Linked DNA regions of Homo sapiens: region 2 is linked to region 1. A link is an interaction called in ENCODE POLR2A ChIA-PET data of the cell type or tissue named here. Cell type or tissue: CD4-positive, alpha-beta T cell. All regions are shown on one strand. Links, peaks and the distances in the headings refer to the core of each region. The heading gives the core; the rest is flanking DNA. Region 1 overlaps OSBPL9 (oxysterol binding protein like 9). Region 2 overlaps ZFYVE9 (zinc finger FYVE-type containing 9).

Region 1 (5,388 bases), core at 63-5,062:
CATTTAGTCAAAGACAGACTGCAGGCGGGGTGCAGTGGCTCACTCCTGTAATCCCATCACTTTGGGAGGGTAAGGTAGGAGGATTGCTAAGCCCAGGAGATCAAGGCTGCAGTGAGCCATGATCATGCCACTGTACTCCAGCCTGAGTGACATAGCAAGAACCTGGAAAAAAAAAAAAAAAGAAGAAAGAAAGGAAGGGAGGGAGGGAGGGCAAGGAAGGAAGGAAGGAAGGAGAGAGAGAAAGGAAAAGGAAGAAAAGGAGGGAGGGAGGGATTGCATATATGACAGTGGTCCTGTAAGATTGTAATTCCTATCACCTAGTGACATAGCCACCCTGATGCTGTCCTAACTTTGCAGGGCGTTTGTGGCAATGCTGGTGTAAACAAATCTACTGCTCTGCCAGTCATAAAAAAGTATGGCATGTACAGACATGTATGGTTATAATGCTTGATAATGATAATAAATGACAATGTGACTGGTTTATGTATTTACTATACTATACTTTTTAACATTATTTTACTTTATACTTATTTATTTCAGACGAGGTCTTACTCTGTTGCCCAGGTTAGAGTGCAGTGGCACAATCAGAGCTCACTGCAGCAGCCCTGACCTCCCAGGCTCAAGCGATTCTCTCACCTCAGCCTTCTTAGTAGCTGAGAATACAAGGTGCATGCTACCACGCCTGGCTAATATTTAAAAATTATTTGTAGACACAGGGTCTCGCTATGTTGCCCAGGCTGATCTCAAACTCGTGGACTCAAGCAATCCTCCTGCCTGGCCTCCCAAAGTGCTGGGATTGTAAGTGTGAGCCACTGCACTCAGCCTTTTTATCTTTATTTTAGAGTGTATGCCTTCTATTTATTTATTTTTTAAAGCTGTAAAACAGCCTCAGGCAGGTCCTTCAGGAGGTATTCCAGAAGAAGGTATTGTTATCATAGGAGATGATAGCTCTATGCCTGTTATTGCCCCTGAAAACCTTCCAGCGGGACAAGATGTGGAGGCAGAAGACAGTGATATTAAAGTTCCTGACCCTGTGTAGGCCTAGGATCATGTGTGTGTTTGTATCTTCATTTAAAAAAAAACAAACTTTAAAACATAAAAAAAAATCTTAAATAGAAAAAAGCTTAGAGAATAAGGATATAAAGAAAATATTTTTATAACTATACAATATGTTTGTGTTTTAAGCTAAGTATTATTACAAAAGAGACATGAAGTTAAAAAAATTAAAAAGCTTATCCAGTAAAAAAAGTTACAGCAAGCTAATGGCTGGGTGCGGTGGCTCAAGCCTGTAATCCCAGCACTTTGGGAGGCCGAGGCAGGTGGATCACAAGGTCAGGCGTTCGAGACCAGCCTTAGGTGTACATTAGGCTAGTGAAACCCCGTGTCTACTAAAAATACAAAAACTAGCCGGGCATGGTGGCGCTCGCCTGTAATCCCAGTTACTCAAGAGGCTGAGGCAGGAGAATCGCTTGAACCCAGGAGTCAGAGGTTGCAGTGAGCCGAGATCATGCCACCACACTCCAGCCTGGGCGACAGAGTGAGACTCCATCTCAAAAAAAAAAAAAAAAAAAAAAAAGTTACAGCAAGCTAAGGTTAGTTTATTATTGAAGAAAGAAAAAATTTTTAAATAAATCTAGTGTAACCTAAGTGTACAGTGTTTATAAAATCTACAGTGGTACACAGTAATGTCCAAGGCCTTCACATTCACTCACCACTCACTTACTGACTCACCCAGAGCAACTTCCAATCCTGCAAGCTCCGTTCATGGTAAGTGCCCTATACAGGCATACCATTTTTTATCTTTTATGCTATATTTTTACTGTATCTTTTCTATGTTTAAATACACAGATACTTATCATTGTGTTACAACTATCTACAGTATTTACTTCAGTAATACTCTACAGGCTTGTAGCCTAGGAACAATAGGCTATCTCATGTAGCTTAGGTGTACATTAGGCTATCCCATCTAGGTTTGTGTAAGTACACACTGTGATGTTGGCACAATGATGAAACTGTCTAATGACGCATTTCCCAGAACCGATCACCATCATTAAGCAACACATGATTGTATACTTATTCATGTTTATTTCTCCCTCCTGCTTCTGAAATATAAGCTCTACAAAGGCAGGGATCTTTATCTGTTTTATATATTGATGTATCCCAAGCCCCTAGAATAATGCCACCCATATAGGTGCTCAATAAATATTTGCTGAATGAGGAATGATGATCCACTAATTTATTATTCAGTGCAGGGTTCCATTATTATATTTAGAGACTAAAATTAGATTTCCTAAGAAATCTTTATTTTTGCTTAATGATCCTTTTAAAGCTGCCACAATTGGATCTTTCAACAATTTATGAATAGTTTTAGCTGAAGTCTCCAAAACTGTCAGATAAAATGCAGGCAAATATTTACACAAGTGTTCCTCCCCCACAACTTCCACTTCGACAATATGAGGCAATGCTGTGAGTCTCTGGAACAAAGTCAGCACTGTAGTGGGCAACCAGGTATCAGTGATTCACTCAAAGCAGACAATGAAAACCAAATGTAGATTAATGGGTTCTTTTCAGTTCATTCTAAAATCACATGCTTCTTAGTTAAATTATTACTAGTCAATGGAAAGCCTCACCAAATTTATCTGTAAATATATCCTAAAAAATGTAGCTCCTACAGTAAATATTTCCTATTTTAACTCTAGGCTTCAGAGAAGGCCTAATCTTAGGTCATTATTTCTTAATTTTGAAATCTAGAAAAATCAGGATTTGAGTTTTTAATCTTTAAGATACATTAATATAATACCGAAAGGACTACAAAAATGTTAGAAATAGGATGGTTTTAGAGAATTCACTCAAATGTCAATAAGGAGGTTGCTTTGGCAGAAAAGAATCCAGAAAAAGGGAGAACAGGAAGCTTAAAAAGCTATAGAAAGAATGAACCTGGGTCATGTCATTGACAGGAGATAAAGAAAAGATGGAATCCAATGGACATGGTAACTCATCAGATACAGAGAGGAATGTAGGGAATGTAGACTTAGGGAAACAGAAGGCTTCAAATTTGGCTAATTGGGTAAATGAAGTGCTGTTTTATAACATAGAGAAAACAGGAAGAAAATCAGATTAGGAGGTGGTAGGTTACCAAAATTTTATTTGGGGCTGGAAGAGTCTCAGACTCAACTAATCCTGAAATTTGGTAAACTTGACCTCTGCAAGAATCTTATTAAAAGAGGTTTTATTGAATATTAACCTTCCTTCTCCAGGGAAAGCCAAAATGTAAAATATATCTTTAACATATTCTGGGGAAGAAAAGAGAAAGAAGAATGACAGGAGGTAATTAGAAGAAGCTAAAGCTAAATCTCAATTCATGAGGGAAAATATAGAACTTCAAAAATACCTGCCCATTGATTACCAAGGCTAAGAGTTTCAGAAAGGAAGAATATTACACATCATTCAACTTTTGAGTAAGTCAATGAAAGGAAAGAAAGAAAAAAAAATGCCTGTTAGAAAATTCAGGAAAGAAACTAAAGCAAGGCCAAAAATATAAATCTATAGGAAAAAAGAATTTGCTACTGAATTCTTTTGTTGGCTTCCAAGGCAAGCAAAGCCAAAACAGATGTGGCCTAACAGAGTAACAGAACCACATTATAAGAAATTACCATGACTGATTTATGTTACTATAAATAAAATGTTTAGAGAATTTTCTGAAAACAGATGTTATTCCTTACACATTGCAGGTAAGGAAGCCCTTTAGACTTAAAAAGAATATGCAAATATTTCTTCAGGGTATAAGGTAGAGTGAAGGTATTTCTGCATTATAATCTTATAATATTCCTGGTAAACAACCTTTCTGAAGGCTTCACTCTTTGCCCTCAGTAGCTTTCCAAGGACTTCTGCTCAGGGCAAAGAACTAGCAGTAAGCTACTTCCTCCCTTCTCTATATTTAGCATAAGCTGTTAATATAATATCTTCACCTTTCTTTCAGAGAGCATATAGTCCTAGACCAAGGCTGCAATATAAACTCAGACATAATCCAAGTACACTCCACAAGCTTTAACTCCATCTCATAAAACACAATCTATATATAGTAAAATGTCACTGATTCAGCCCTCCCTACATTTAGGACTTACAATGATTTATACCAAATCACTATGCTTAAATCAAATTCATTAAGTACAAAATGTAAAAACTTTTTTAAAATTCTTTTAAAAAATTTTTTTAGTTTATTTTTATTTTTTAGAGACAGGATCTTGCTCTGTTGCCCAGGCTGGTGTGCACTGACACAATCATAGCTCACAGCAGCCTCGAACTCCTAGATTCAAGTGATCCTCCCACCTCAGCCTCCCAAGTAGCTAGGATTATAGATGCATAACACCATGCCCTGGTAATTTCAAAAGGATCTCGCCTCTTTGCTTAGGCTGGTCTTGAACTCCTGGGCTTGAGCAATCCTCCTGACTCAAACTCCCATAGTATTGAGATTACAGGCATAGGCTACCATGCCTGGCCCAAGAAATTCTTGATGACATGCCAAAAAATATATATTAGACAACAATGTTAAACTTAGTTCTAGTTTCTATATATAAAGCTAGAAAAGGTATTTCTTTTCAGATAGGCTATGGCTCAGATTCACTTCTCTCTACCATGAACCAACCTGTCCACATTGCTAAAATTCAACTGCACATTGCATTTATGGCATTACCCTGATTTATCTCATTAGTTGAAAATGTAAATTCCTCAAAAGTTTTGTAAGCTACCTAAAAACTCCCACAGAGAGAACATGGTCAAGCGTCAATTTTTATACTTCGAATAGTCATGTTCCATTCATAGTCCATCCATTGACAATCAGGATGTACCCTGTGTAAGTAAAAGCAACCACCGTTACTGCCTTGGTTCAAACCTTCACCATCTCTCACCAGAGCCTCTGCAGTAAGCTCCACACTAGGCTCCTTGTCTCCAATCTCACTTCTCTTCACTCTGGTTCCTAGTGTTCCCTCTGAGCCACAAATGTGACGAGGAGGCTTCCCTGACTAAAATTGCCCTTTCCTAATTTACAGAAAAGGTGTTTTAACCTATCATTCTGGTGTATGAGATCTTTGATGATCTATCTAGTTCCAGCTCAACTCAAGCCTCCTTCTCCTCACCTCCCGTGTATTCTAAAATATAGGACACTTCTTACATTTCTCAAACAGGTCATCCTTTTCCACACTTCCAAGCTTGTGCATACACGGTTCCCTTTGCTTAGAATGTGCTGCCCCTTTCTCTGCAGGTTGCTAAGTGATCCTTCTTTCCACTTCCAGCCTTGCCAATCTCCACCTCTATTTCATCCTTCAAAACCCACATCAAACATTATCTCTTCTGTGAAGCTTTTCCTTGCCTCTACTAGTTTTCTCTTCA
Region 2 (5,388 bases), core at 199-5,198, 570 kb before region 1:
TTATTCATTAAATTAGGCACAGGAATTCTGAAATGCTAAGATACTTTCAAAACATGGAAATTTAGCTAAATATTTTCAGTTAAAGTTATGACATTTGAGAAGGTGAGCAACTTGTAAAGAAAGGCAGGGGGAAAAAAGTCTTCTCATCGTAATTCCCTTGTTTTGTCTCAATAACTATGAAATCAACCTGTTTTAATACTTACCATTCATTAGCACTGAATGGCAGATTACACACACTCTAGCTTCCTTTCTGTCCATGTATAACAGTTTACATTTCAGGCTACAGCAGGAAGCACAGAAAACCTGTGGGGGGGGGGGGGGGAAGAACACACAAAATTTACTTGGGATTGCCATGCAAAGAGAGTGAACCAATATTGACAAACACTGATTGTCAGTGAACCTTATTAAACTACAATACTAAAGTTTCAAAGAAAATGTAGTTCAGGAAGTTGGGTAATTCAAAAGCAAGAGTGAGATTACAAGTCTGTCAACAATAAAGAAATGGGAAACATTGGCTGAAAATAAAAATCTTAACTAAGATCACGTGGCAAATATACAGCAGTGGGGAAAAAACCACCTGAATTACCCCTAGGCAAGATTTCTATGCACACAATCACCTAACATGGGTGTTGAAAGATAGTTACATGTGCTATTTCCGTTTGGAAAGGAATTATAGCAGGATGAAATAAACAAAGATTGGAATTTCTGTGTTTTAACTTCTGTTTGTTACTATCCTTATATGTGGAATAATAACTATACCAGCTGTTTTCACTGTTTTTGCTATGAAGGCCAAGGGTCAATATATACAACTCAATCATAAACAAACGCACTGCTTTAGCTACAGGAAATCACAGCAGGCAATCAAAATCTGCCATGCCAATTTCCACCTTCTGGGCTTGGTTCCTGGTAATCTCACTTCCTTCTCCCCTCTACACCAGGCAACAACAATCTCCTTTGTTCCTGTTAAGATTTCTTTTCTTTTTTTTTTTTTTTTTTTGAGACACAATTTGACTCTGTGGCCCAGGCTGGAGTGCAGTGGTGCGATCTTGGTTCACTGCTGCAACCTCCACCTCCTGGGTTCAAGTGATTCTTCTGCCTGAGCCTCCTGAGTAGCTGGGACTTCAGGTGTAAGCCACCACGCCTGGCTAATTTTTTTTTGTATTATTAGAAGAGACGGGGTTTCACCATGTTGGCCAGGCTAGTCTCAAACTCCTGAACTCAAGTGATCCACCCACCTCGGCCTCCCAAAGTGCTGGGATTACAGGCGTGAGCCACCACACCCGGCCAGATTTATTTTCTTGAGAACTCATCAGTCATTTACCACATAGAGCCTTACAGTGGCAAAAGCCTGTTCCCAGTAGGATAAATTCTACTTCTTCAGTTTTTACAGCCAAGAAGCATCCTATACTTTACAAAGTTGAACCAAGAGATGAGGGGTCATATTAAAGTCTAAGTTAAGCTCGATATCTCCCATCCTTCTATGTATAATTAATATCTAGTTACTATGACTGTTATCAGTTTACAATTTTTATAGGGCTTGACATTCTTAAATGTGATATAGGGAGATATCCCTGTGATACAGGGAGAACAAAGGGTATACATATTATCCTTATTTTCTATCAGAAGAAACTGAGTTTAGATGGTTAAATGACTTCCTCAAGTTCACAGCAAACTATATGACTACTAGGCACTTTACATGTGTTACATTTAACCTCAAAAATTCCATGAAGACACTCATTTACAATTAGCAGTTAGGTAAACAGATGAATGTTCCAAAACTCCTATGTTGAAATCTTAACCCCAAAAGAGATGGTATTAGGTAGTGGGGCATATGGGATTAGTGCCCTATAAAAGAAGCCTGAGGGAGACTCCTCACCCTTCTGCCCTGTGAAGTTAGAGTGAGAACACAGCTGTCTATAAGTAAGCAGGCCCTCGCCAGATACCAAATCTACCGTTGCCTTGATCTTGGACTTACCAGGCTCCAGACTGTAACAAATCTCTGTTATTTATAAGCCATCTAGTCTATGGTATTTTGTTATAGCAGCCCGAATGGACTAAGACATTAAGTAAAATTACCAGGGTCATACAGCTAGTAAATTACATGATTAATCTGTATGACTGCAATGGCTCTATAGTTAACTACTCTGTAATACTACTTCATACTAAATTACATATTTCATTTAAATTTTGAGTCTTGACTTTTCCTTCTCCCTCGCCATGACCACATCCAGTCAGTCATTAAGTCCTGTTAGTTTTCCTCTGAAATTGTTCTTCCAAAATCACATCTTCTCCTATCTCTAACATTGCTGCCTCTGTTCAGGCTGTTATTATCTGAGGACTAAACGATCATGATGATAACCTAACTGTTCTCCTAATCTTCACATCTGCCTTTCCAATTAATCTTCCAAACAAAGACTGAACTTTCTAAAAAATAAATCTAATAATGTTAAATTTCTTAAAATCCTTCAATAACCTTTCTAATAAAGAGACAAAACCAAGAATCCATCATTCACTCATTTATTCCACAAATATATGAACTCTTACTATGTACTGGGCACCAAGCTACCCAATGGGGATGTGGCAGAAAACAAAACGGACATGGTCCTTGCCTTCATGCAATGCAATTTAGTGCAAGGGTTTCAGGTTATAACCTAAAATCAAATAATAACACAAGGCTGGGCATAGAGGAGTACACCTATTGTCCCAGCTACATGGGAGGCTGAGGCAGGAAGATGGCTTGAAGCCAGGAGTTTGAAGACACACTACACTATGACTGCACCTGTGAATGGCCACTGCACTCCTGTCTGGGTAACACAGCAAAACCCTGTCTCAAAAAAAAAAAAAAAAAAGAAAGAAAGAAAAAGAAAAACCATACAAGTGAATATAAATCACGTGTTTCAAAAGTGGTAAATGGTGAAATAAGATCATGTAATCTAGGCTCTAGCCTAGATTGGCAAGGTCAGGGAAGATTTAGGAAATGACAAGACATCAAATCTGAAGGATGGGTAAGAGTTTTCTGTGAACAAAGAGGTGCCAAGAAGAGACAGTAATAGTAGAGGAAATAGTATGTACACAGTTCCTATTAGGGGAAGAAGCATGGACCCACCAAATAACTAAAAAAAGTTAATATGGCTTGAGGCCCCAAGAGTTAAGGGATGCATGGAATATGCTGAGGCCAGACCAAGCAAAGGCTCTGTAGGATCTGTTTTGACCTTTTTAATAGAGCAATGGGAAAGCCCTTAAGCATTTTTTTTTCTTTGAGCTAGAGTCTTGCTCTGTCGCCCAGGCTGGAGTGCAATGGTGTGATCTCAGCTCATTGCAACCTCCGCCTCTAGGGTTCAAGCCATTCTCCTGCCTCAGCCTCCCAAGTAGCTGGGATTACAGGTGTGTGCCACCATGCCCAGCTAATTTTTGTATTTTTAGTAGAGATGGGGTTTCACCAGGTTGGTCAGGCTGGTCTTGAACTCCTGACCTCAGGTGATCTGCCCGGCTCAGCCTCCCAAAGTGCTGGGATTACAGATGTGAACTACCGTGCCCAGCCCCCACTTAAGCATTTTAATCAAAGAGAAAGACATGATCAGATCTGTATGGGCACAGTGTAGGGAGAAAAAAAAGGAAGAGAATAAGAATGGATTTGGGAAACCTTAATGAGCTACTACAATTATTACAAAAAAATTAATTTATGATAAAAACATGAGCTTCAATAACCAACAAATACCTCCAAGGAAATAAGGCAAAGAACTCACATTGGTAAATACACAGAAAAAATAAATAAAATGGCCAACAGATATAGTAAATACCACACATGACAAAATAAAACAATGAGTTTTATAGTATGTTTTTACTATGAGACTAGCAAAGATTTTTTTTTTAAACACTGATAATATCTAACGGTGGTGAGGGTATAGCTCTTAGATTCTGCTGGTAGTAATATACGCTGGTAGGTTAATTTGACAATATCTTTTAAAATTGGAAGTGTTTATTCAGTATGACTCAGCACACAGTTTTAAAATTTTACACTACTGAAAACATCCACATGTGCAAAGAGATCTACACAAGAATTATCTCCATATTGTTTATAATAAAAGTTGTAAACAACCCAAGTGTTCATCAGTAGTGTAACAGCTAATTAAACTGCAGTATACCCATAAAATGGAATCCCGTTCCCATAAAAAGAATGAAATAGTTCTGTATGTACCGATTGACATGGAAAAGAAAAATATAGTCAAGTTGGAGGATGAGATTGGAATGGAAGTAGGGCCTTTTTCTTTTTTATTTTTAGACACAGTCTTGCTGTGTCGCCCAGGCTGGAGTGCAGTGGCACCATTTCAGCTCACTGCAACCTCTTCCTCCCAGGTTCAAGCGATTCTGGTGCTTCAGCCTCCTGAACAGCTGGGATTACAGGTGTGCACCACCATGCCCAGCGATTTTTTTTTTTTTTTTTTTTTTTAGTAGAGACAGGGTTTCGCCATGTTGGCCAGGCTGGTCTCGAACTTCTGACCTCAAGTGATCTGCCCGCCTGGGCCTCCCAAAGTGCTGGGATTACAGGCATGAGCCACCACAGCTGGCTATCTTTTCTCTCCTTTTACTTTATATAATTTTTTAAATGTTGTATTGGGATATTTTTATTTTATTTTGATTAGTTTTTTCTGTACTTTTTAAATTAGAAAAAAATTTAAAAAAATTAGTTGCTTTTATGGGTTGAACTGTATCCCCCACAAATACTTAAGCTGAAGTCTTAACTCCTAACACCTTAGAATGTGACCTTATTTGAAGATAGGGTCTCTACAGAGGTAATCAAAATGAAGTGATTAGGGTAGTCTCCTAATCCAACATGACTGATACCCTTATAAAAGAGGCAAATATGGACACAGGTATACATACAAGAACACCACCATATGAACATGAAGATGTCGATCTACAAACCAAGGAGAGAGACATGGAAGAGATCTTTTCCGTACAGCCCCCAGGAGGAACCAACCCTGCTATCACCTTAATTTCAGACTTCTAATAACTGTGAGATAATAAATTTCTGCTTAAGCTGCCCAATTTGTGGTATTTTGCTAACTGTAGCAAACTAATATAGTTGGGAACATTCAGAAGTAGTGAGTTAGGCTTTGGGACAATAATCTCAAATAATGATTTTTGAATAAAAAACAAAGTATCTTAAAAAAAAAAAAGCAAGCAAGGGAGCAGCAAATGGAGTAAACACAGAAGAACCCAAGAATACCCATCTTTCTCAATATCCCACAGGCCGAAGAACAGTATAGAGAGATCCTTTACGTTTCCAATGAGATTAGAGGAAAGCACAGGAGTTAGCTAGAAAAGTAGATGACTCTTCAACGCCAGACTATGACGTAGTGAGATTCATAGGTCATAAGAATTAGT

Evidence for each region. ChIA-PET counts read pairs that join two places held together with the same protein. Peaks named below come from ENCODE experiments on the same cell type or tissue, not always from the same donor. Only the 100,000 strongest peaks of a DNase experiment are listed, where the experiment ranks them.
Region 2: POLR2A ChIA-PET joins it to region 1 with 8 read pairs; 2 of 35 experiments call an interaction of 5 or more read pairs at or near these places.

The regions. Positions count from the first base shown.
Region 1 is chr1:51,687,462-51,692,849 of GRCh38, reverse strand. The region is part of intron 3 of OSBPL9 (oxysterol binding protein like 9); the gene reads right to left. Among named protein-coding and RNA genes, the nearest start is that of OSBPL9, 73 kb to the right of the region's middle. In CD4-positive, alpha-beta T cell, for the core only: no CTCF peak of the experiment used is centred there; a DNase peak (open chromatin) is centred at 1,999.
Region 2 is chr1:52,258,688-52,264,075 of GRCh38, reverse strand. ZFYVE9 (zinc finger FYVE-type containing 9) reads right to left here. Exons shown (of 19, transcript NM_004799.4): 5 at 204-303. Among named protein-coding and RNA genes, the nearest start is that of CC2D1B, 100 kb to the left of the region's middle. In CD4-positive, alpha-beta T cell, for the core only: no CTCF peak of the experiment used is centred there; no DNase peak of the experiment used is centred there.